Linked DNA regions of Homo sapiens: region 1 is linked to region 2. A link is an interaction called in ENCODE POLR2A ChIA-PET data of the cell type or tissue named here. Cell type or tissue: PC-9. All regions are shown on one strand. Each heading gives the region's core, and the rest is flanking DNA. Links, peaks and the distances in the headings are about the cores only.

Region 1 (11,264 bases), core at 316-8,315, 92 kb after region 2:
AGCCACCGCGCCTGGCCAAAAAATGCAGTATTCTTGAATGCAGAACCCACTGGTAAAGGGGACTGACTTCCAGACTTGACTATCCAAGGGAGGTGTCCTGGATCCAGTCTCCCAAGATTACTGAGGGATGACTAGTTTGTATCCTCAACAGGCTTGTGAGAAGTAGCCAGGATTTTGTCTACTCTGCGTACGATGCTGCTAATGCTGCAAACCACTGCTCTTATTTTACTACTTGGGTCCCTTCGGAATCTATTTTGAGATAGCCTCAGCCATGGTGTACAATCTTCTCAACCATTCAGTGTTGTTAGTGGGAAGGACTTTAATGTGTTCTTCCTGCTGGGCACAGTGGCTCCCGCCTGTAATCCTATCACTTTGGGAGTCCGAGGTGGGTGGATCACTTGAGCCTGGAGTTGAAGATGAGCCTGGCCAACATGGTGAAATCCTGTCTCCACTAAAAAAACAACTAGCTGGGTGTGATGGCACTTACCTGTAGTACCAGCTAGTTGGGAGGGTGAGACTAAATCGCTTGAAACCGGGAAGCAGAGGTTGCAGTGAGCTGAGATCGCGCCATTGCACTCCAGACTGCGAGACTCTTGTCTCGAAAAAATATATTTTTAAAAGCTTTCTTCCAAGAAATAATTTAGCTGTTCTTCCTTAGTGCAGTGGTAGGCTGTAGCCACCAGCAAGCAAGATTACTGATGGTGGAAGTCAAAGGCCAGAATCGTGATAGGAAGTTAAGAGTGCTTGCTCCATAGAACACTATGGAAGACCACAATGGAATGTCTAATTAAAGCTATTAGAAATGCCCAAAGCTGTTGAGTGCCTCTACCTCAAGGCTTAGCATACCTTCTGATCTGCAAGGAGACTAATCATTAGGCTTTTTGCAGTTCTAGAACTGCTCTGAGTATGGCATTGGAACCTGGGGATAGGAGCAAGAGCTAGTAATTGGGTTTGGCAGGCCTGGTCAAAGGGGAGCTTTAAGGTCAGGTATATCCAAACATATCAGAAAGTAGGTTACATGGTGTGGTGAAATATACCAGATGTAAAATCTGCAGAATGTACTCCTGCTGTTGAGTCCAACTTGCAATGTAAGTCCCTTTGCAGTGAAGGTCTTGAGTATGTATTGCATGCAGCAGGCAGAGGAGCGGGAGGAGAAACTGTATAATGTATTTGGTCTTGAACATCCTTTGTTTTCCAAAACCACATTCATCTCTACCTTGGTTGAAATGTATAAAACTACCATTTTAAGTTTCATCTTTTCATTGATCTATGACTAAAATTAGGATGCAAAGACAAACCCAAGGCTTAGCCCACTGCTCCTCCTCAGAGCTGCACTGAAACTGGTTGTAGGGTAAAGGGATGTAGGCAATTTAAATATGAGTCAAGATTTTTGGGATGGCAGTATGGCTCTCATGGCCTCTGGAAGGATCCAGGTGATGTCCGACCTGGTATGGCCTCTTGGCCTGTTGCCACCGCACCAGGTTTTGCCCTTAATTTTAGTCTTGGCTCTGGATTTCTTTAGGGTATTGTGATAGCTTTGTTGGTCTTTGGGTTTTTCTAGTTTCACCACAGATCCTAGGAAAAATAACCATACTCTAGAAATGAGAAGCCAGGATTTTTAAAGTAGGGCTGGGAATATGAGTAGACATCTTTTGGATTTTCAAAATGTATTTGCTTAAACCACCTTTTGGCAGCAGTTGGACATTTCTGCTATCTACCTGAGTGGCAGATGGCCTACAGCATTTGGTATGTTAAAAGAGTATAGAGTAAGTGATTCATGGCTTCTGAAATACATCAATTTGACGTTGCAGTCTTGAAAAGGCAATAGCTGACATATCCTGAACCAGCTTGGGTTTCCAGTGCACTCAGTGCTGAAATAATTGCTGTGAAGGGTTGAGTTGAATTCACAATGACTTAGGACAGTAGTAGCTACTGAATGTTCAATCTTTGAAATGACAGAATTAGCTTATAGTGAATATTGTCTAGCACTGAGCATTTCCATGTGCCAAGCATGTTACATGAATTATTGAGTTTTCTCAACTCTGTTGAGAAGAGCAGAGAAGGTTCTGCTATTCAGGCATTCTGATCGCAGAGTTCCTGATTTTCAGGAAGCATTAGGTTTCTCTTGCCTTTGCTGAAATTCTTATTAGTGGTGTTTGAAGGGTGGGCAATAGCCTACACAGCTTTAGGGTTTAGATGTGTCGCTTAGCCCCATTCAGGAAGCTAGGTGTGTGATGGGCCCTTTGGGGAGTGTGTGGTGAGGAAGGCTTGCATGCTGGGCCTTTTGAGTGTTGGCCCAAGTCAGGTAGCCTGGTTACAGCATTCTCAAGAGTTCATGGACTGCCGGGCACAGTGGCTCACGCCTGTAATCCCAGCACTTTGGGAGGCTGAGGCGGGTGGATCACAAGGTCAGGAGTTCAAGACCAGCCTGGCCAAGATGGTGAAACCCCACCTCTACTAAAAATTAAAAAAAAAAAAAATTAGCCAGGTGTGGTGGCGGGCACCTGTAATCCCAGCCACTCGGGAGGCTGAGGCAGAGAATTGCTTGAACCCGGGAGGTGGAGGTTGCAGTGAGCTGAGATCGCACCACTGCACTCCAGCCTGGGTGACACAGTGAGACTCGTCTCAAAAAAAAAAAAAAAAAAAAGAGTTCATGGACTAACCTTTGTGTCTCAAGGGCATTTATTTGAGCCAGAGTTTGAAGGGGAGTTAGGTGAGGTTCAGCTGAACCACCACAGCCTAACAATTGCTCTTGAAGATAAAAGAATTTTCACAGTGGACCCGCATTAACAAATACTAAAGGAAAACCAGAAAGTATATATGGAGTGGAGCACCCCATCCCTAACTTTTAAAAATTCATCTAAGTGGCATAATTCCTCCATTTTTTATCTGAATTCCCAACTGAATTGTGGGTTTTCTTGAATGACCTGAGTTTTTTAGACTCTTTTATAAACTTCTGGGATTCTGTACAAGACTACTGGAAACTAGTCAGCTCTTTAGGCTGACAGTTGTAGTAATGAATGAAATCTCATGCTAGCCTGTCATCACCTGACCATCTTCCCCTCCTTCTGAAGACCCTTACCTTCTAATCTGAGAGGAGCCAGAAGCCAAGACCAACTTACTTTCTTGTCTGGTGTCCTGATGGCCAGTTAACAAATTCTGATACGGAGGACTTGACCCTATGAACAATGCCCATCTCTAATCTGTATGAGTGCACATTCTTTTTAAAAAATGGATCTTTTCTACTCGTATTAATATAAAATACATGCTTGTAGTAAAGCAATAGAGATGAATACAAAAAAAGTTTCCCCTCCAGCCTTATTGGTCTGAGGTGGTTACTACTAATGGTTGTGGATGTTTTCACAGTCATATCAGCAAGTCTGCTGTGTGTAGGGTGGTTGTGCTCTAGTCTTCCTTCATGATGATGTGTATTAAATTGTTTCTCTGGGAGCAATACTCCTCGCCCTTTTAAAACAAATGGTAACAGACACCATTCCGCACATAGCATATTTTCATTTAGCATCTTTGGTATTAACCAGTGTGAGCTTTTATTTTTAAAGTAACAGTAGTGAGTTGGTGGAAGTATGATGGGTTCCTGAAGTAGTTAAACATGGAGGCAAAACTAAGTAAACTCACCAGCTTGTTAATGTGTGGCCACGGTTGGGCACAGCTCCAATATAGGGTGACCAGTTGACCTGGTTGCTTAGAACTTGAAGGTTTTCCAGGAAGCAGATCTTGCTTTCTTCTTCTTCTTCTTCTTTTTTTTTTTTTTTTTTTGAGATGGAGTTTCATTCTTGTTGCCCAAGCTGGAGTGCAATGACACAATCTCGGCTCACTGCAACCTCTACCTCCTAGGTTCAAGTGATTCTCCTGCCTCAGCCTCCCAAGTAGCTGGGATTACAAGTGTACGCCACCACACCTGGCTAATTTTTTGTATTTTTAGAAGAAATGGGGTTTCACCATATTAGCCAGGCTGGTCTCAAACTCCTGACCTCAGGTGATCCACCCGCCTATGCCTCCCAAAGTGCTGGGATTACAGGCGTGAGCCACTGCCCCAGCCAGTAGAGCTTTGAAACCAGAACAGTTGGTCACCCCCAATGTGGGTTCTGTGCCTTTCCCACCCTTATCAACCAGACAAAATCCAGGCTCTGCTTTGGCTCTCAGCTGGGATCTTGGGGGTGGGGAAGTGGTAACTGGGCGAATTTACTCAGACCTGAGCTCTAAGACTACCTGCTGCCTGGCTTGCAGTCATGCATCCACAGGAACCAGTCTTTGCATTAAGTCTATAACTGAGACCCCCAGCTCCCAAGGTTCCAAGGTTTGTGCTACATGCTCTCGTTTGTGAGGACTCCAAGGCTTCTTAAGTCTCAAGGCAAAGGACAGGAAGGCAAAGATCTAAGAAGGAGAACAGAGGGTTAAATTTATTAGAATAGGAAGAAAGGGGTGAAGCAAGGTGGGTGTGTGTTGAGGGGTGAGAGGTTCTAGCAAGAGGGCTTAGGTCTTAGCCAGGGTGTATGTAGTAAGGGGCTGCTGCCATCTGGGAGAGCACAGCAAGTGAAGTGGGCAAGAAGAGATGTTGCCATGGTATTTGAGTAACTTCCACTGGGTAAGTAAGCCACCACCAGGCACCAGCTGAGCTGAGTGGTATTCAGCAGCTACTTACTGTGCACCTGTTATGTGCCAGGCATTAGGCACAAGCGGTGTACAAGACAAAGTGCCCTTGTGCAGTGAACACCCAAGAGAGACAAATATAAAACTCCAATAGGAATAATGTACTATGAAGAAAAAGCAAGACAGGAGGCCAGAGGGTAAAAGGAGGTACCCTTCTAGCCAAAACTTCCACATACTGTTGTGCACATTGCTTACTGCCCAACTCAAGTTTGTGAATTTTGACAATTTTTTTGGCTGATGGCAATCGTATGTCTTGATGTGATGGCTGTTAAATTTTTAAAATAAGTTTTAATGTAAATTTAACGTACTATTTAGGCTGGTGGTCTCTGAGGAGGTGACACTGAGCTGAGACCTAAAGGATGAGAAGGAGCTATTCCTTCTCACCAATCTGCATTAGATGCTGTTTATCACAAGGTGAAAAATCACTTGTTTTGAAAGAGAATGCGGAAGTGTAGTTTGTAGAAAAGCACTGACCATGACCTGATAACATTCCTAGAAATTTCCGCCATCTGGGGCAGCGGTGGGGAAGCTGCTGTTTGAGAGACTGCTGTAGTCCAGGCTGTGCTGTTCTGACCAGAGCCTGCTGCCTACAGCTGAGTGGCAGGATGTGGCTAGAGGAATGGACACAGCTGTACTGGTGGGACTCACACAAATGTCAGATGGACCAGTTACTGCTGGATAGTCCTCTACACTTCCTTAGATTCTTGGGCTTCAAAAGGACTGATTAACACGGTCTCTTCTCAAATTGCCACCTCCTCTCTGTACTCTATAACACTTATAACCTCGCCAATATTAATACTTCAGGGCACAGTCGATAGTGTCTCTCTTCTTCCTGCCATCACATTCAGCAATCTTTTTTTTTTTTTGAGACGGAGTTTCACACTTGTTGCCATGCTCGAGTGTAGTGGCATGATCTTGGCTCACTGCAACCTCCGCCTCCTGGGTTTGAGTGATTCTCCTGCCTCAGCCTCCTGAATAGCTGGGACTACAGGCGTGCGCCACCACGCCCGGCTAATTTTTTGTATTTTTAGTAGAGACGTGTTTTCACCATATTGGCCAGGCTGGTCTCAAACTCCTGACCTCAGGTGATCTGCCCGCCTCAATCTCCCAAAGTGCTGGGATTACAGGTGTGAGCCACCCCTCCCAGCCAACATCCAGCAATCTTTCTGCAGCTGTACCTCTATCCTTGGCCTCCTCAATTGGATTATTCCTATCAGCATACAACATGGCTCTGTATCTTCAATCCTAAAAACAGACTCCTTTGACTTCACAGTCCCTTTAAGTGCCTGCCCTTTTTCTATACTGCTCTTAGCAAAGCTCTTTGAAAGAACTGTGTCCTCTGTCCACCTTCTCATATCACACTTTTCTCAACACACCACCCCACTGAAATTACAGCTTTATCAAGGTGATTTTCCCATTGCCAAGTATAGTAGATGTTTTTTCTGACTTTAATTTTGTTTTTAGCATTTGAAATGATTGACCAAAACAATTTCCCAGATATAGTTTCTTTCCTTGTCTACCATTACACTACATTTGCTTGTTTTCCTCCTACTTTTTTTTTTTTTTTTTTTTTTGAGAAGGATTCTTCCAGGCTGGAGTGTAGAGGCATGATTTTATCTCACTGCAACCTCAACCTCCCAGACTCGGGCGATCTTCCCACTTCAGCCTCCAGAGTAGCTGGGACTATAGGCGTGTGTGACCATGCCCAGCTAATTTTTAAATTTTTTATAGAGACTGGATCTCACAATGTTGCCCAGGCTGGTCGTGAACTCTAGAGCTCAAGCGATCCTCCTGCCTCGGCCTCCCAAAGTAGGCATGAGCCACGGCGCCTAGCCCCTCCTGCCTTTTTGACTGCTGCTTTCCAGACTCCTTTGCCAGTTCTTCCCATCCTCTAAATATGGAAATGACCCAAGGCTTAGTACTCACACGACTTTTTCTCTCCTCTTCCAGGTGATCTCATCTAGCCCTGTCTATATGCTGAAGAGTCCCAGTTTGTATCCTTAGCCCAACTTCTCCCCTGCACTCCTGTTAAGTATTCAACTGCCTACTTGACATGACTCAGATGTCTAACGTGCATCTCAAACAATTCCTGATCTCCCAAACACCTTCCACCCCAAATCCTGGTGTTTCCTATCTTAGTACCACCATGAATAGTACCACCATTCATGCAGTTATCCTTGACACCTGTTTCTCTCATCCTCCACATGTGGTTCATTAGCTACACCTCCAAATACATCTTTCTCTTTTATCTCTAATAACCCTGTCCTGGTCCAAGCCTTCTGAAAGGTCTTGCGGCTTCTCTTCTTCCACCCACTACAATCCACTCACACAATCACAAGAGCGCTCTTTCTATACTGTAAAGCGGATCCTGCCACATGCTGCTTACCTTCCATCACCTGAGGCTACTTAATGAAAATGGGATGAAGTGGCCAGCGGCTGTAATCACGCCTGTAATCCTAGCACTTTGGGAGGCTGAGGTGGGTGGATCACTTGAGGTCAGGAGTTCGAGACCAGCCTGGCCAACATGGTGAAACCCCGTCTCTACTAAAAATACAAAAATTAGCCGGGCATGGTGGTGGGCGCCTGTAATCCCAGCTACTCAGGAGGCTGAGGCAGAAGAATCGCTTGAACCCCGGAGCCAGAGGTTGCAGTGAGCCGAGACACCACTGCACTCCAGCCTGGGCAAGAGAATGAGACTCCATCTTAAAAAAAAAAAAAAAAAAGAAAAGAAAATGGGATGAAATTCCACTTTCTTCACAGAGCTTTTCATGATTTGGTCCTTACCTGCTCTTCTGCCCTCATCTGTTTTCACTCTCCCCCCATTCATTAATCTCTAACCATATTAGCCATACTGTTCCTGGGACATACCAAACTCATTTTTAGAGACACTTTTTCCATCTCTTTCTGTGGCTGGGGCCTTCTTATGCAGGTTTCTGCTTAAATGTATTGCCCTCTTCTCCCTTTATAACCCCACTTTGTTTTCTTCTCAGTATTTATCCACCTAACATTCTCTTATTTGTGCTTATCACATTGAACCCACTAGATGGTAAGCTCCCTGAAGGCAAAAATCCTTCTCTTCTTTACCACTGTCTGCAACATGATGGGGAGAGGGTGGTAAACAAATATTCACTGAATGACTGACTGGCATGGTCTATATCAGCAGCTTGCTGGGCCTAGACTCAGAGATTTTCCTGGAGAAATCCCTGCCACTCAGTAGTCCCTTGGCAGACAGGCCTTCCTGACTGCGCAGTTAACAGTCAGGCACTTGGCTTGCAAGACATACCCACGTCATACTTGACTACCTCACTGATGATCCCAGTCTAGCTCCTGGGATGTTCAGCAAGTCGGCCTGCCTGGAGCTCCATGGGTGGCTGACTGGCTGGGCTTTGCAGAGTTTTTAAATTGCAATTTCTCTCTGGTAGTCTTTGCCCCAGTGTGCTGGCTCCAGACGACATATTGGTGCTGGGGTCCTCTGGGCAGAGGGGTAGGGAGACTTAGCCGGTGATGATAGGTGATGCCTGTCATTGTTTTCTCATCTGTGAAGGAGTCCTCGCTGCATTGTACTGCACTGCTCTGCTCCTAACTGAGTCTTTCTGGCCCTGCTACCAGGTCCTGCATTTCACAGGTCTCTGTCAAACTCTACATTTCACAGAGGGACACTGTGACCCAGATGGCTGGGGGCTACTTCCATGGTCACGCTGTGGACATGGGATTAAGTTGCACTGGCATTCAGCCTCTGGTGGCCAGACTGGGTTTCTGGACAGGAGTCTGCGTCCTGGAGGGGAGAGAGGGCAACCTTTGGAGGGGCCAGAGGGCAAGCCTGGAAGAGGGCAGGCTCAGTGAAGATGCACCCTTGGGACAGCCACCTGGCTCTCTGGTGCCATCTGTTGGTCAGAGCCAGTCAGTACTGGTAGTTCTTGGGGGTTGACCTGGACCAGACGGACTCTAGAGCAATCCCGTCCCTGTCACTGCCTTAGCTTGGGCCCAGCATGGCAACTCTGAGCACATGGGGGGCACTGTGCACTCCTATGGTCTTCTCTCCTTGGAGAGAGGTGGGTGTAGCTCATGCTCTTCCGTGAAGTCAGACTCATCTGTGGTGAGTTAGCCAGACCTAGGTTCAAATCCCACCTCCCCATTTTCCTGCTCTATGGCCTGGGGCTGATTACTTAACCCATCTCAGCCTTGGCATCTCTCCTGTAAAATGCAGATTATAATAGTAACCACCTCCTAGGGTTGCTGTGAGATTAAAACATTATAAAGAAAGAGCTTAGCTCGGTAATCTGGCAGGCCCATGCTCCAGGAATGTTAGTGGCTATGCTTATGGGCTTGCTGATTTGGGCAGGATTACTGTTCAGTCCCTCCTTCATGGGTAGGCCCACTTTGGCTTGCCAAGACTCTCCAACCTACCCTAGACCCAAGGCAGTCTGGGGTTCCTGAAATCTGATGGTGCAGGGTACAGATGTGGGTCAAGAAATGTTTTCCTCCACCACTTAGGTGTAGATGTCACTTCTGCCTAGAGATTCCACAGCAGCTTCCCAAGGGCAGGTTCATAGTCCACCAGGGAAGGTATTGCACTGGCTGGCTCAGATAGAGGAAAGGAAGCTGTAACTTTCTGTAGCTTTGTCCAAGGTCTTAGTTGAACTCTTGGCCCATGGGCAGGTAAGTCCTCCCTGTGGCCTTGCAGAAATTCCTCACCTTCCCTCCCAACATCTCCTGTATTCCTCCAGCCTTGGCTCTGAAGGGTTGGGAAGCCATGTGAAGGAAAGGCTCCAGGGGCTCAGACTTCCTTCAGGAATTGACACTGGCATCATGTTAAGAATGTTACATGCATTCACACATTGTCACTCCCTCCTCGCTTTTTTTTTTTGAAACAGAGTCTTGCTCTGTCGCCCAGGCTAGAGTGCAATGGCACAATGTCAGCTCACTGCAACCTCCGCCTCCCAGGTTCAAGCGATTCTCCTGCCTTAGCCTCCCGAGTAGCTGGGATTACAGGCACCTGCCATCATACCTAGCTAATTTTTTTTTGTATTTTTGTAGAGACGGGAGTTTCACCATGTTGGCCAGGTTGGTCTCGAACTCCTGACCTCAGATGATCTGCCCACCTTGGCCTCCCAAGGTGCTGGGATTACAGGCATGAGCCACCATGCCCGAACTTTCTCCCTCTTTTCTGCTGAGTTATGATTTACATGCAGTAAAGTATACAAACATAATTGTAGTTCAGTGAATTTTTGTATGTACATACACTCATGAAACCACCATCTGGACCAAGATACAAAATGTTGGCCGGGCATGGTGGCTCACATCTGTAATCCCAGCGTTGGGAGGCCAAGGTAAGAAGATTGCTTCAGCCCAGAAGTTTGAGACCAACCTGGGCAACATGGCAAGACTCCATCTCTACAAAAAAAAAAATAGGCTGGGTGCAGTGGCTCATGCCTGTAATCCCAACACTTTGGGAGACCAAGGCGGGTGGATCACCTGAGGTCTGGAGTTTGAGACCAGCCTGGCCAATAGGGTGAAACCCTGTCTCTACTAAAAATAACAAAAATTAGCTGGGCATGGTAGCAGGCACCTGTAATCTCAGCTACTCAGGAGGCTGAGGCAGGATAATTACTTGAACCCAGGAGGTGGAGAGGTTGCGGTGAGCTCAGATCATGCCACTGCACTCCAACCTGGGCAACAAGAGTGAAACTCCGTCTCAAAAAAAAAAAAAAAATAGCCCAGATATACTACAGTGGTGTGCACCTGTAGTCCCAGCTACTCAGGAGGCTGAGGTGGGAGGATTGCTTGAGCCCAGGAGGTCAAGTACAGTGATTGCGCCACTGCACTCCAGGCTGGGCAATAGAGCAAAACCCTGTCTCAAAAAAAAAAAAAAAAAGAAAAGAAAAGAAACAGAAAAAGAAAAAAAATATTTAGCATCCCAAAAACTTCCCTCATCAATACTTGTCACCTGCCAAAGGTAACTATTCTTCTCTCACCGCAGATTCGTTATTGCCTGGGGCTTTTTTGGTCTTTATTGAAATGGACTTAAACAATCAATATTCTTGGGTTTAGCTTCTTTTGTTCAACATTGTTCATGAGATCCATCCACATTGTGTATATCAGTAGGTTCTTTTTCATTGCTGTTTAATATTCCATTAAGTGAATATACTACAGTTTTTTTTTCATTTTATAGTTGATAGATTTGTTCTTTCTTGACTCTTATGAATAAAGCTGCTATGAACATTCTTAAACATATTTTTGGTAGACATAAGTTCTTATTTCTGCTGAGTATATATCCAGAATTGGAGTTGCTGGGCCACTGGGTACATGTATGTTTAGTTTTAGTAGATACTGCCAGTTTTCTGAAGTGTGCCAATTTGTACTCCCACCAGAAATGTATGAGAGCTCCGATTGTTCCACATCCTTGCTAATACTTGGTATTGTCATTCTTTTAAGTTTAGCCATTCTGGTGACTAAAATCACTGATTTTCACAAAAATCCTGTGATGTATTGGTATTGTTATAATCCCCACTTTACAGACAAGGGGGCTGGGGCTCAGCAAGGAGAAGCCACTTATCCCAGATCACACAGGATGTTAGCAGCAAGTGGGCAAC
Region 2 (15,984 bases), core at 4,255-12,254:
TTTATCACCTCTTCATTGGAAACCTGTTTGGTGCTTTGCTGCCTCAGTTTTCCCAGCTGGATAATGGGGACAAAATAGCTTATCCTAGAGATATTGTGAGGACTCAAGGTTTAACACACACAGGACACAGTGGGTTTGTAGTGATGAAATTTAGTAGTTCACTGGGTCTCTGTGTCTTCTTCAAGGATGAAGAATTATGGTCTTTAAGTTTTGTTATGCGAGTTATCTGAGTTTATCCTGACTTAATTCCCTTTGGGAATAAATTAGGTCTGAAAGTGTCCTCTACTCTTGTTGCATACTGCCTGTGAAACTCCTAGGGTATCTGTGCACTGGTCACCATTTATTTAGACATAAAGTTGGCATGAGTTATCTGTTCTGCAGGCATAAAGTGTTTCATTAAATACAAGAAAAAACATGGCATTTACAGTTTTAAAAGAGAGCTGTATAATGTGTCCGCTATTGTGGTTTGGAAGAAAATTAATCTCTGGAGACCCAGTTAGAGTTGTACCATGTCAAAAAAGAGATACTAGTACTGTAATTCTTTTCCACCCTGAGAAAAGCAAGTTTAGCTCAACACTTTCCAACTTTTATCATTTGGGGTTACATTGGATTTTCTCAGAGTTTTTGAGTGTTAGTGGAGTTTTAAAAGTAAAGTTACAGGCCAGGCTTGGTGGCTCATGCCTATAATCCCAGCACTTTGGGAGGCCAAGGCGGGCAGATCACCTGAGGTCAGGAGTTCGAGACCACCCTGACCAACATGGAGAAACCCCATCTGTACTAAAAATACAAAATTAGCTGGGTGTGGTGGCACATGTCTGTAATCCCAGCTACTCGGGAGGCTGAGGCAGGAGAATCACTTGAACCTGGGAGGCAGAGGTTGTGGTGAGCTGAGATTGCACCATTGCACTCTAGCCTGGGCAACAAGGGTGAAACGCCATTTCAAAAAAAAAAAAAAAAGTAAAGTTACAAACATAGCTGTGGTAAGGTGTCGAGAAGATGAGTTACTGGTTAATTTAGGCAGATCCAGGTTTTATGGAAGCTGATACTTTTAAATGAGGGCTCTTTTTGAGGAGGAAACACAAAATTTCAAAGGCAAAATTAGAAGGGCTGTTTCCATGGCTTTGGGTGCAGCCTGTGCAAGTGAGGGACTACATTGGCTTTCAATAAATATGCCTCTGCTGATAGGATTGCTCCTATTTGGTTCTCCATAGCCACCAAAACTCATGCAAACAAGTAGGTTATGGCAATGGCAGTGGCAGGGGCAGCTGAATTGGCAATCAATTGGCTAGGTCTTGAAATCTGTTGGGTAGCATCCATGTGATGATTGGGAGTCTTGGCTCTAAGTCCTTTGACCACGTGAAGTTGTCATAAGTGAAAGGGGATACAACTGGTTGCTCAGTGGGTTGCTGCTGTGTGGCACTCATTACCTTTCCTTTGGAAGAAGGAACACAGAATAGAGTCACAAGGATAGGGAACACTCTCTTGTGTTTAACACCCCTTGAAGAATAAAATTAAAATTCGATCCATTAAATAATTGAGTCAGGGTTCTGTTTTCACCAGAGTAATAAAAACTTGCTTTTGATGGGCACCAGTTATCACCTAATTGTCAAATTCAGTGACTTTTAAAAAATCCTTATTTTTCCTGATCTTTGTGTCACATTTCACACTATGAATCATCTTTTCCTCCTCAAAGCGCGCCTTCTTTTTTGTCACATGTCATCATTTTCTTCTTAATTCTAAGTGCTTTTCTGTTCTACTGATAATTTTTCTTCCTACCTGTTTCCCTGGCAGTTCTTAAGGCCTCCACTCTTCCCTGTTCCTTGAGAGAAGTATGTTACTCTTATAGCTTGGCTACCACCTCTGAGGGTATTTCTCCAAAATTTGTAGTTCTTCCACAGACATTTACCTGAAGCTACAGTCTCTATATGTTTGCTAAATGTTTCCACTTTATCATTTTGCTGTTTCTTCAGCCTTACTGATAGGGTTTGGCTGTGTCCCCACACAAATCTCATCTTGAATTCCCACGTGTTGTAGGAGGGACCTGGTGGGAGGTAATTGAATCATGGGGGCAGGTCTTTCCTGTGCTGTTCTCATAATAGTAAGTCTCATGAGATCTGATGGTTATTACAAGGGGGAGTTTTCCTGCACAAGCTCCCTCTCTTTTTGCATGCTGCCATCCATGTAAGACATGACTTGCTGTTCCTTGCCTTCCACCATGATTGTGAAGCCTCCCCAGCCATGTGGAACTGTAAGTCTAATAAACCTCTTTCTTTTGTAAATTGTCCCGTCTCAGGTACGTCTTTATCAGCGGCATGAAGACAGACCAATACAGTGAATTGGTACCAGTAGAGTGGGGCATTGCTGAAAAGATACCCAAAAATGTGGAAGCAACTTTGGAACTGGGTAACAGGCAGAGGTTTGAACAGTTTGGAGAGCTCAGAAGAAGACAGGAAAATGTGGGAAAGTTTGGAACTTTCTAGAGACTTGTTGAATGGCTTTGACCAGAAGCTTGATCATGATATGGACAATAAAATCCAAGCTGAGGTGGTCTCAGATAGAGATGAGGAACTTGTTGGGAACTGGAGCAAAGGTGACTCTTGTTATGTTTTAGCAAAGAGATTGGCAGCATTTTGCCCCTGCACTAGAGATTGTGGAACTTTGAACTTGAGAGAGGTGATTTAGGGTAACTGGTGGAAGAAATTTCTTTTTGTTGTTGTTGTTTTTTTTCTTTTTTGAGACAGTCTCACTCTATAACCAGTCTGGAGTGCAGTGGCATGATCTTGGCTCACTGCAACCTGTGCCTACTGGGTTCAAGTGATTCTCCTGCCTCAGCCTCCTGAGTAACTGGGACTATAGGCATGTGCCACCACACCCACCTAATTTTTGTATTTTTAGTGGAGACGGGGTTTCACCATGTTGGCCAGGATGGTCTCAATCTCTTGACCTCGTGATCCACATGCCTTGGCCTCCCAAAGTGCTGGGATTACAGGCATGAGCCACTGCACCCAACTGGTGGAAGAAATTTCTAAGCAGCAAAGCATTCAAGAGGTGACTTGGATGCTATTAAAGGCATTCAGTTTTATAAGGGAAGCAAAGCATAAAAGTTCAGAAAATTTGCAGCCTGACAATGCAATAGATAATAAAATCCCATTTTCTGAGGAGAAATTCAAGCCAGCTGCAGAAATTTGCAAAAGCAATGAGGAGCTGACTGTTAATCCCCAAGACAATGGGGAAAATGTCTCCAGGACATGTCAGAGACGTTTGCGGCAGCCCCTCCCATTACAGACCCAGAGGCCTAGGAGGAAAGGCCCAGGGTCCCCATGCTGTGTGCAGCCAAGGGACTTGGTGCCCTGTGTCCCAGCTGCTCCAGCCATGGCTGAAGGGGGCCAATGTAGAGCTTGGCCTGTGGCTTCAGAGGAGCAAGCCCCAAGCCTTGGCAGCTTCCCTGTAGTGTTGAGCCTGTGAGTGCACAGAAGTCAAGAATTGGGGTTTGGGAACCTCCGCCAAGATTTCAGAAGATGTATGGAAATGCCTGGATGTCCAGGAAGAAGTTTGCTGCAGGGGTGGGGCCCTCATGGAGAACATCTGCTGGGGTAGTGCAAAAGGGAAATGTGGGGTTGGAGCCCCCACACAGAGTCCCTACTGGGGCACCACCTAGTGGAGCTGTGAGAAGAGGGCCACTGTCCTCCAGACCCCAGAATGGTAGACTCACTTGTTACGGGAAGTCAGGGGCCCCGAACGGAGGGACCGGCTGAAGCCATGGCAGAAGAACATAAATTGTGAAGATTTCATGGACATTTATCACTTCCCCAATCAATACTCTTATAATTTCCTATGCCTGTCTTTAATCTCTTAATCCCATCATCTTCGTAAGCTGAGGATGTATGTCGCCTCGGGACTTTGTGATGATTGCGTTAACTGCACAAATTGTTTGTAAAACGTGTGTTTGAACAATATGAAATCTGGGCATCCTAAAAAAGAATAGGATAACAGTGGTTTTCAGGGAACAAGGGAGATAACCATAAGGTCTGACTGCCTGTGGGGCCAGGCAGAACAGAGTCATATTTCTCTTCTTGCAGAAAGCGAATAGGAGAAATATTGCTTAATTCTTTTCCCAGCAAGGAATAACCCTGGGAAAGGAATGCCTTCCCAGGGGGAGGTCTCTAAAATGGCTGCTCTGGGAGTATCTGTCTTGTGCAGTTGAAGATAAGGGATGAAATACGCCCTGGTCTCCTGCAGTGCCCTCAGGCTTGCTAGGATTAGGAAATTCCAGCCTGGCGAATTCTAGTCAGACCGGTTGTCTGCTCTTGAACCCTCTTTCCTGTTAAGATGTTTATCAATGACACTGTGTGCCCAGCAGGACATGGAACCTCATCAGTAATTCTAATTTCACCTGGCCTTGTAATCTTGCTCTGCCTCTCTGCCCTTGTGATCTTTTATTGCCCTTTCAAGCATGTGATCTTTGTGACTTACTCCCTGTTCGTATCCCCCTCCCCTTTTGAAATTCCTAATAAAAGCTTGCTGGTTTTGCAGCTCAGGGGGCATCACGGAGCCTACCAATAGGTGATGTCACCCCCGGAGGCCCAGCTGTAAAATTTCTCTCTTTTGTACTCTTTCTCTATTTCTCAGACAGACCAACACTTAGGGAAAATAGAAAAGAACCTACGTTGAAATATTGGGGGCTGGTTCCCCCACTATTCACTGACTGCTTGCACTGTGTGCCTGGAAAAGCTGCAGACACTCAATGCCAGCCCATGAAAGCAGCCAGGAGGGAGGCTGTACCCTGCAAAGCCATAGAGGTGGAGCTTCCCATGACCATGGGAACCCACCTCTTGCATTAGTGTGACCTGGATGTGAGACATGAAGTCAAAGGAGATCATTTTGGAGCTTTAATAATTGACTGCTCCACTGGATTTTGGATTTGCATGGGACCTGTAGCCCCTTTGTTTTCGCCAATGTCTCCCATTCAGAATGGCTGTATTTATCCAATGCCTGTACCTCCATTGTATCTAGGAAGTAAATAACTTGCTTTTGATTTTATAGGCTCATAGATGGAAGGGACTTGCCTTATCTCAGATAAGGCAAGTGGACTTTTGAGTAGACTTTTGAGTTAATGCTGAAATGAGTTAAGACTTTGGGGGACTGTTGGGAGGGCATGATTTATTCTGAAATGTGAGGATATGAGATTTGGGAGGGGCCAGGGGTGGAATGATATGGTTTGGCTGTGTACCCACACAAATCTCATCTTGAATTCCCATGTGTTGTGGGAAGGACTTGGTGGGAGGTAATTGAATCTTGGAGGCAGGTTTTTTCCATGCTGTTCTTGTGATAATAAGTCTCATGAGATCTGATGGTTATTACAAGGGGGCGTTATCCTGCACAAGCTCTCTCTTTGCATGCTGCCATCCACGTAAGATGTGACTTGCTGCTCCTTGCCTTCCACCATGATTGTGAAGCCTCCCCAGCCATGTGCAACTGTAAGTCCAATAAACCTCTTTCTTTTGTAAATTGTCCAGTCTCAGGTATGTCTTTATCAGCAGCGAGAAAACAGACTAAAACACTTACCATATCTAAACTGTATTAATTTCTCCCCAAACCATCTTTCTCTCTTAGCTTTTCTTGTTTTTAAAAGTAGTACTATTGTTTTCCTTGGCTTGAAACTTGGCATTAACTTAATTTTTTCAGCTTCCATGTATCTGATAGCCATTCAGTCATCAGGCCTACTTGACTTACTCTAACAAATTTTGATCCTCCCAAATTGTATTAATTTTTCATGTTTAAGCTTATGTAGTCTTCCTTGCGTGACCTGGACTCTTCCTATGAAAGGCAATCTCCTTTTTTTCTAGGTTCCCATATTCCATTGTTTATACTATGTTTTACATCCTGCTTTGTGATGCTAGTTACCTCTTAATTTGTGTGTGTCATCAACAAAACTATTAGTTCTTGGAAGTTAGAGTTGTCAAACCGTTATCACCCAACCCCCAGTGCCTTTATATGATTATGTACCTTAATGTGTATGGAACAAATAATTTAAATTCAAAATGACCTTGGTAGTTTGGAGACTTATTGAAGAATTAAGGAATAATGTTAAAAATGATCAGTAATACTGAACCCGGGAGGCGGAGGTTGCAGTGAGCCGAGATCGTGCCACTGCACTCCAGTCTGGGTGACAGAGCGAGACTCCATCTCAAAAAAAAAAAAAGAAAGAAAGAAAGAAAAAGCAATCTACTTTTTCATTTCTGGAAATATGTGTGGTGGGTATCTGATTAAATGTATACTGCATATCCTGAAAAACTCCAATTGTGAAACCTCTCATCAAAGGCCCAAAGTTACTGGTGGTTTAGAGCACTGGTTTGAACAGGTCACCCAGGTGGAAGGAGATAAACCTAGTAAGCAAGTTTGGAAGTTATGTTGGAGACTGTGCATGAAGTCGAGCCTGTAAAAAGTGTTACCCTAAGTAAAGAGTGAATTAGAAAAAAAACCTACTCCTCAAAAAGAGGAGGCAGAAGAATTGCTTGAACCCGGGAGGCGGAGGTTGCAGTGAGCTGTGGAACCACTGTACTCCAGCCTGGGCGACAGAGCGAGACTCCATCTCAAAAAACATGTATATACATTAGGACACAGAAATAGTGAAAATATATGTTAGAAAAGATATAACAGGCAAACAGGGAAAAAAGTTAGTGTGGCTCTATATTATCAGGAAAAACAAATTATAAAGCAAAAAACTTACTGTACATAAAGAGGGACACTACATATGATTATTTAATTCACTGAGAAGGCATAAAAGCCAAGAAGTTTTTGCACCAAAATATATAAAGCATAAATTTAGTGAACATGAGAACTTGAAGAATCCATTATCATAGCATGATATTCTTAATACTTCTCTTTCAGTAACTGACAAGGAAACAAAGAAAAAGTATGGATGCGGATTTGAATAACACAATATTTAAGTTTGATTTAATATATAAGAAAACACTTTGCCCCAATATGAAAAATAACCCATATAAACCCATCTATATGATTTTTTTTTGAGACACTGTTTTGCTGTGTTGCCCAGGCTGGAGTGCAGTGGCATGATCTTGGCTCACTGCAACCTCTGCCTCCTGGATTCAAGTGATTCTCCTGCTTCAGCCTCCCAAGTAGCTGGGATAACAGGCATGCACCATGATGCCTAGCTAATTTTTGTATTTTTAGTAGAGACGGGTTAGTCATGTTGATGAGGCTGGTCTCGAACTCCTGACCTCAGGTGATCCACCCACCTCAGCCTCCCAAAGTGCTGGGATTACAGGTGTGAGCCACTGCGCCCGGCCCCATATATACGAAATTTTAAAAAATACTTTCTGAAGGTGTCAAAGAAGAAATAATAATGGAAATTAGATAATAATTTCCATATAATAATACATAGAAAATGATAATAAAATAATACATAGAAAATGATAATAAAAATGCAGTCTCAAAACATATGGCGTAAGATACTTATGCTTCTAGATATGATAGTTTGCAACAAAATTAAACATCCACTGAGAACCACTAAAGCCAGGTGAAATGCAAGAAATTTCTGTTTAAAGGCAGAGAGCTGATGATGTAATAGTGATTTGAGGGGATAATTCCAGAGAGTTGAGCTGATGGTTTGCAGTGGCTTTTTCCTGGGGAATATAGACTGATTCTTGAAACAAGAAAAAAACTGAGAATTCAGACTTAGCTCTGGAAGAGGGCCCCTACTACGGTACAGAGAAACTAACAGAACTTTCTAGTAGTTTCATACAGCTAGAGTGACAACATCAGAGACATGAACAGTCTGAACACATAGTTTGTTTCCCCTTCAAGACAGAGTGGAAAGATCTAACCTAAGTATAATTAGGTTCCCATAAGAAGAGGAGAGAGAAAATAAGGCAGAAGCGCTGGCGTGGTGGCTCACGCCTGTAATTCCAGCACTTTGGGAGGCTGAGGCAGGTGGATCACAAGGTCAGGAGTTCGAGACCAGCCTGGCCAATATGGTGAAACCCCATCTCTACTAAAAATACAAAAGTTAGCCAGGCACGGTGGCACGTGTCTGTAGTCCCAGCTACTCGGGAGGCTGAGGCAGAAGAATCGCTTGAACTCGGGAGGTGGAGGTTGCAGTGAGCTGAGATTGAGCCACTGCGCTCCAGCCTAGGTGAAAGAGCAAGACTCTATCTCAAAAATAAATAAATAAAATAAATAAATAAATAAATAAATAAGGCAGAAGCAATATTTGAAGAGAATGTCCAAAAATACTACCAAACTGATGAAAGACAAAAATTTATGTATTTAAGAAGCTCTGTAAACCCCAGGCAGGAAAAATACAAAGAAAACCCCACCTAGGCTGGTCATGGTGGCTCACACCTGTAACCCCAGCACTTTGGGAGGCCGAGGTGGGCAGATCACTTGAGACCAGGTGAGACCAGCCTAGCCAACATGGTGAGACCCCATGTCTACTAAAAATACAAAAAATTAGCCGGGTGTGCTGGCGTGCACCTGTAATCCCAGCTACTTGGGAGGCTGAGGTGGGAAAATTGCTTGAACCTGGGAGGCAGAGGTTGCAGTGAGCCGAGACAGCACCACCGCATTCTAGCCTGGGCGACCGAGTGAGACTCCGTCTCAAAAAAAAAAAAAAGAAAGAAAACCCCACCTAAGCACATCATAATGAAACTGCTTAATTCAAATATAAAAAGAAAATCTAAAAGGCAAGAAGTCATGTTTCCTTTAAAGGAGCTGATCTCAACAAAAATGATGAAATCCAGAAGACAATGAAATGACACCTTTGAAGTACTGAAAGAAAATAGCTGCCAAGCTAGAATCGTATATTCTGTGACAAAAATGAGGGCAAAATACAGACTTTTCTTCTTTTTAAGACAGTTTTACCCTTGTTGCCTGGGCTGGAGTGCAATGACATGATCTCGGCTCACTGTAACCTCCCCCTAAGCAAACATATAAGCAGAAAGAATTTATTGCCAGAAGATCTGCCTTAAGATAAAAGCTGAAGAGAGGTTTTTTTTTGTTTTGTTTTGTTTTGTTTTTGAGACGCTCTGTTGCCCAGGCTACAGTGGTGCAATCTCGGCTCATTGCAACCTCCGCCTACTGGGGTCAAGTGATTCTCATGCCTCAGCCTCCGAAGTAGCTGGAATTACAGGCACCTGCCACCACACCCAGCTATTATTATTATTATTATTATTATTGGTACATACAGGGTTTTACAATGTTGACCAGGCTAGTCTCGAACCCCTGACCTCAAGTGACCCTCCCACCTCAGCTTTCCAAAGTGCTGGGATTACAGGTGTGAGCTATTGTGCCTGGCCTGAAGAGAGTTCTTAAGGCAGAAGGAAAATAGTCCCAAATGGAAACAGGAAATTTGAAGGGAATGAAGAATAACAAAAGGGGGAAATGTGTGAGTAAATATAAATAAATATTGACTGTAAAGATTAATCATAGTAATATGAGGGCTTAAAATATATGTAGAATTAAAACTCATGACTCCAATAAAGCAAGAAGGAGAGGGCAAATAGAGATAAAGTGTTCTAAGATTTTAGCATTATCAGGGAAATATTAAAATAGTAATTTGTATTAAACTCAAGTCAAAGATGGTAAGTATAATTCCAACTGTATTAGTAATTACATTAAAACAAATAGAATAAATACTCCAAATAGAAGATGAATATTATCAGATTGGATTAAAAATTATCTAACTATAACCTGGGTATGGTGGCATGTGCCTATAATTCCAGCTACTCAGAAGGCTGAGGCAGGAGGATTGCTTGAGGCTAGGCATCAAGGCCAGCCTGGCCAACATAGTAAGACTCCAATCTAAAAAGAAAAGTTAAAAAAACCCCAGCTATATGCTGCATATAAAAAATATCTTAAGTATAAGACACTGAAATGCTCAAAGTAAAAGTTGGAAAAAGTATAGTGTGCAAACAATAATTGAAAGAAAGCTGGAGCTGGGTGCGATGACCCACCCCTGTAATCCCAGCATCTTGGGAGGCCAAGGTGGGGAGATCACCTGAGATAGGGAGTTGGAGACCAGCCTGGCCAACATGGTGAAACCCCATCTCTACTAAAAATACAAAAATTAGCTGGGTATGGTGGCGCATGCCTGTAATCCCAGCTACTTGGGAGGCTGAGGCAAGAGAATCACTTGAACCCGGGGGCGGAGGTTGCAGTGAGCTGAGATCACACCACTGCACTCAAGCTGGTGTTGCTGTTTATTATCAGAGAGAATAGCTCTTAAGGCAAGAAGAATAACTAGAGATAGAAAGGGACATTTTCTAATGATAGAGTCCAGTTCACAAGAAGATATAACAATTCTAAATATATATGCACTGAATAACATAGTTTCAAAATATATAAGGCAAAAATGGACAGAACTAAAAGGAGAATATAGACAAATCAACATTAATAAGGTAGATTTAACACAACCTTTCAATAGTTGATAAAACAAGCACATGATAAATCAGTAAAGACATAAAAATCAAAATAACACAGTAAACTTGACTCTGTTGACATAATAGAACACTGCACTGAGGATAAGAATATATATTAAAAAAAATTTTTTTTTTGAGATGGAGTTTTATTCTTATTGCCCAGGGTGGAGTGCAATGGCGTGACCTCGGCTCACTGCAACCTCCACCTCCCAGGTTCAAGTGATTCTCCTGCCTCAGTCTCCTGAGTAGCTGGGATTATAGGCATGCACCACTATGCCTGGATAATTTTTCATATTTTTAGTAGAGACAGGGTTTCACCATGTTGGCCAGGCTGGTCTCAAACTCCTGACCTCATGTGATCCACCCACCTCGGCCTCCCAAAGTGCTGGGATTACAGGCATGAGCCACTGCGCCCGGCCTTAAAAAATTTTTTATAGAGACAGGGTCTTACTTTGATGCCCAGACTGGAGTGCAATGGCATCATCATACATCTCACTGTAGCCTTGAATTCCTGGGCTCAAGCAATCCTTCCACTTCAGCCTCCCAAGTAGTTAGGACTACAAGCACACACCACCAATGCCCAGTTATTTTTTAAAAATTTTTCTGTAGAGACAGGGTCTTATTATGTTGCCCAGGCTGGTCTTGAACTCCTCACCTCAAGTGATCCTCTCGTTACAGCCTCTCAAAGTGCTGGGATTACAGGCATGAGGCATAATGCCCAGCTAGAATATACACTGTTTTTAAGTATACAGGTGAATTTATAAAATTTGACAGTAAAGCCAGCTTCAACAAAGTTTCAGAAGATTGGAAGCACTCAGAATGTACTCTCTGACCACAATAGTCTTAAGGTAGAAATGAATTATAAAAACTAATTAGAAAATGGAAATTAAGCAGTACACTTCTAAGTAATCCATTAATCAAAAAAGAGATCACATTAGAAATTAGAAAGTATGTGAAACTAATAATGAAAATATGACATATCAAAACTTCTGAGATGTAGTTAAAACAGTGGTTGGATGGAAATGTGTAAAATGCATATGCTAGAAAAGAAGGAAGGTTAATATCAGTGATCCAAGCTTGTATCTCAAGAAGTGAGTAAAAGAACAGCAAATTAAACCCAGAGAGAAATAAATAAGACAAAAGTAAAAAATAATGAAATTTAAAACAAACACACACCACAGAAAACGGAGGAGCTTTTACTTCTGTCCATGATGGAGCAACTGGCATGATACTTACTCTTCCTTTGTAAAAGCTAGGATAATGGAAAAAAGTATCTGAAACAATGCATTAGACATTGGGCAACAGCCAACCCGGACCATAGTCCCTTATAGATGGAAAATGAATGAGGTGAGCACTATGATTACATAGGCTTTTTGCTTAGAGGCAATTTCTGGACCACAGCACAGGATGGCATAACCCAAGGAGAGCCTGGCAGCTTTGCTGAGTTGATGAGGTAGGGATAGAAGCTTGGGGAGGCCAAGGTGACCAGAATTTGCAAGGCAGAGTACTAGAGAAGAGAAATGCTATGTAGAGAAGGTGCTCAAAAGTCTGCATGGGTTACCTTCCAGTCTTTGGTTGAATACTAATCTGTGCAATTGTGGCAGCCATGAAAATAGACCTCTCAGACCTCCAACTGCAGGGAATGTAATTTTGACCTATGGGCCCTGTTCATCACCATGTTCATACTAAGGAATCTTCCCATGGCTGCTGCTTACAGTCAGTGACTAGGCACAGGGATACTGAGGAAAGCCCATTCTTGGAAGATGGAAAACTCAAAATTTTGGTTCAAAGATTATTCACTGGCATCGCCAAACTTCCTTAGAAATGCACTGCAGTGTAAGTTGCTTCCACTCAACCTTTCTTTTCTTTCCTTCACAAAGGTCAGACATACATTACAGTCTGATGCCTTTCCTAGATTCCCCTGGCTCCTTTCCCAGTTTTCTCACAGGTATTTCTCCCAGTAAATCTCTTGTATATCTAATCTCTTGCCATCTGTTTCTTAGGGGACTTGAGCTAACACAAGTGGTACCAACAGTGAATGGTCCAAGAAAATAGGCAGTAAGATGGGATCTGGGACTGGCTTACTCACCTCCTGACAGGCAAAGAGAACATCATTCTGACTGGTACGTGGGACATGGATAGACACTAGCATAAACCAGAGCTCAGCAACTAAAGATTTCACAGGTGGCAACCTGGAAAATGATGTGGTAGAGGGAAGTTCTGTGTAAGGTGTGATGATGCAGGCAGAGAAAGATTTTGGAGGAGGAAGGAGATTACCTCCAAAGATGGGTGAATTGGTTACTGCTGAGTTGTATTGATGCCTTGCAGTGGGATAATCAGAAACTGAAAGCTCTTGAGCAGTTAATGGCTAAGCCAGATGGTTTCGTGGTATCATCTTACAAAGAGCTCCTTATGTACTGCAGTGGAAGAGCAGACACACGTGAGCAGTAGGATGAAGATCTAATTGTTAGAGTTGCAGAACTTCAGAGACATGAGACATTTGAATGCCCAGCAGCCCTATTATACAAAGGTCAGGACCTAGTGGGGATAACCTGGGACCCTGAAACATGGAATGGGGACATCTCATCGAATGCCCCTAAGAATGCTAGCACTGCAGCCCTTGCACTCCCTGGGCTTGCAGAGATGGCTTGTAAGCCCTTGTAAGAACTAACACTTAATATTTTGCTGTATGATGCTGCAGGTGCTCATCTCAGTAGCTGCCCCAACTTTTGGCTGCCAAGTCAATAACTTAGGCTAAATCCTAGCGTAACTTTGTTGAAAACATGCTGGGCCTGATAAGGGAAGAAAAGAGACTTATATCAAAAGAATTGCAGGAATTAGCTAGCATACTAGCAGGAGCCAGGGATGTATCCTTGGAATTAGATTTTTAGGGTGTTTGATCAAGGGGACTAGAATGTAAGCATAGATAAGCAAGAATTAATTTACTCAGGAGTACTATCTCAGGACATGGGATTTAACACCCTTGCAAGGACCTTAGGGGATAAGGCAAATTCACTGCTGAGGTGGCTTTTAGAAGCTTGGAAAATGCTGTGGCTAACACTCAGGGAAATGGAAAGGCCTGAGTTGCCCTTACAGATGGCACAGGAAAGGTTAAAGAGGCTTAGGAAAGTAGGCATGCTGGAATAGATGTGTAATGTAAGACCAGACATCTAACCAGAGAATCATGGGAGGACCCAGAGGACACATCATTCACCATCATTCACAGGCCTGGTGAAATGAGGTTGAAGATTTGGACACTGAAAACTACAGCAGCAGAGACTAATGTTGAACCCCTAACACAGCACTGTTCTCTGAAGAGACCAACCAGCTAGTTGGTGCCAAGTCAAGTATATCAGACTTCTTTCAACCCAAAAGAGCAAGAGTTTTATCTTCACCAGGTATAGATACTTATTCTGAGTATGGTCTTATACTTCCTGCCTAAAGATTCTCAGCTTCTCTGGGGCTTACAGAATAATTCATAGGCATGGAATTCCACACAACATAGCATCCAACCACTTTACAGTGAAGAGGGTGTGGAGTAGTTTCATGACCATGGGATTCATTGGCAATATCACATGTACCATCCTAAAGCAGCCAGCCTTATAGAACACTGGATCAGCCTTTGTAAGTACAGATGAAGTGCTAGCTCAGAGGAAATATTCTGAAAAGATAATGTGCCAATCTTCCGGATGCAGGATATATATGCAGACTTTTTTAGGATATTATATCCCCAGGGGGAAAAAACACATGGGTCTGGGAGTCAGGGCATGGAAGCAGGAGTGGCTCCTCTTATTATTACTCCCAAAATGGGGATTCATGTCCCAACTGGGAGATTTTGTACTTCTCGTCCCTGCAATCCTGGGCTTTGACAGAATTGGAGTTCTTGGTTTCAAAAAGGGGCATAATCTTGCTAGAGGTCGCACACAGCAAGAGTTCCATTTAACGTAAAGTTGCAATTTCCACAATGGCATTTTGAATTCTTTGTGTCCAGGGTCTAGCAGGCAAGAAAAGAAGTCACCATACTGGGAAGGGTAATTGGCCTTGATCAGCAGGAGGAAGTAGGACTACTGTTACATGAAGGGGGAAGGGTGGCAAATGTGTCCAACCCATTATCCATTTGAGTGCCTTGAACCACTGGAACTGTGAATGAACACGTGTGGCAACCTGAGACTGAAAAGGGTATGATTACTAAGAGTTCAGATTTCCCAGGAATGGAGGTTTGGATCACACCACTAGGTAAGGCACCAAGACCTGCTGAAATGATGGCTGTGAGTGAGGAAATTCAGAATGAATCACTGGAGGAGGGAGAGGATAAAGACCAGGTGCAGCGCTTAGATCAACTGCAGTGATGAGGACTGTAGTTTGTCTCATTATTCTCTCTATTCTTAGTTTCCCCCCAGGAAGAAAGGATAATAGGCATCATGGAGGAGCCTGTCTCTGAATTTTGAGGAGATGTATATCTGTTTGATGCAAGGGGTGAATATTTGGTGGCCTAAAAAATGTGTCTGTAACGTGTCTAACTGTGAAGAGCATAATTGACTAATGGGCCCAGCTGCTGCACTCTGAAATCCATCTCCACATTTGCAGTAAGGCCATGCTTCCCATGTGTTAACTCCCAGCTAATGACTTTCTCAGGCATATGAAGGCAGGCCTATTCCTGAGAAATGCAGAATGCCTCTGATGGGAGACTTTGGCTTGAGGATTCCCCATCAGATTTCCAAACTTCCTCAGAACTGCAGTGCAGTCTAAATGTCTTCCACTCAACTTTCCTTTCTTTTCTCTTTCAAAAGGGTCAGACCTGCATTGCAATTATATGATTCTCCTAGCTTCCCCTGGCTCCCTTCCCATTTTTCCTTACAACATTATAATCTCTTAGAACCCTCTTCTTGGTATTTGTTTTTTGGAGTACTCAAACTGATAAGCCATATATAGGATGAAATTTACAAGGCCAGTCAAAGAATATCTCCCAGGGATCTATAAGTAAAATAATTGTCAGAGATCCCACAGGGCTAGGAGCGACTCAAGTTTCTGCCATCTAATGTGTAGAGATATTTTTGAACAGCCAGGGCATTTAGTAGAGACCCCATATCATATCTTGTAGTAGGGCTAAACTATCTTACAATAAAAGGCCTTTTAGATATGCTCTTACACAGCTTAAAAACAAGACTCTTGGCTGGGCATGGTGGCTCACGCCTGTAATCTCAGCACTTTGGGAGGCCGAGGCAGGTGGATCATGAGGTCAGGAGTTCAAGACCAGCCTGGCCAACATGGTGAAACCCAGTCTCTACTAAAAATACAAAAATTAGCTGGGCTTGGTGGCACGTGCCTGTAGTCCCAGCTACTTGAGAGGCTGAGGCAGGAGAATTGCTTGAATCTGGGAGGCAGAGGTTGCAGTGAGCTGAGATTGCGCCGCACTGCACTCCAGCCTGGGCAACAGAGTGAGACTCTGTCTCAAAAAAAAAAAAAAAAAAAGACACTTAGGGACCAAGGTGATCTGCAAGTAACTCAATGGCTTGTCAAAACAAATTCTAACTTCTTTAAAGGA

What was found. Peaks named below come from ENCODE experiments on the same cell type or tissue, not always from the same donor. Only the 100,000 strongest peaks of a DNase experiment are listed, where the experiment ranks them.
Region 1: POLR2A ChIA-PET joins it to region 2 with 28 read pairs; 19 of 35 experiments call an interaction of 5 or more read pairs at or near these places.

Annotation. Positions count from the first base shown.
Region 1 is chr5:134,181,642-134,192,905 of GRCh38, reverse strand. No RefSeq gene overlaps it. Among named protein-coding and RNA genes, the nearest start is that of SKP1, 10 kb to the right of the region's middle. In PC-9, for the core only: no CTCF peak of the experiment used is centred there; no DNase peak of the experiment used is centred there.
Region 2 is chr5:134,272,869-134,288,852 of GRCh38, reverse strand. It overlaps a transcript of CDKL3 not described here. Among named protein-coding and RNA genes, the nearest start is that of PPP2CA-DT, 54 kb to the right of the region's middle. RefSeq lists a silencer at 4,068-4,268. In PC-9, for the core only: no CTCF peak of the experiment used is centred there; a DNase peak (open chromatin) is centred at 9,022; H3K4me3 peaks cover 377 bases; H3K27ac peaks cover 1,391 bases.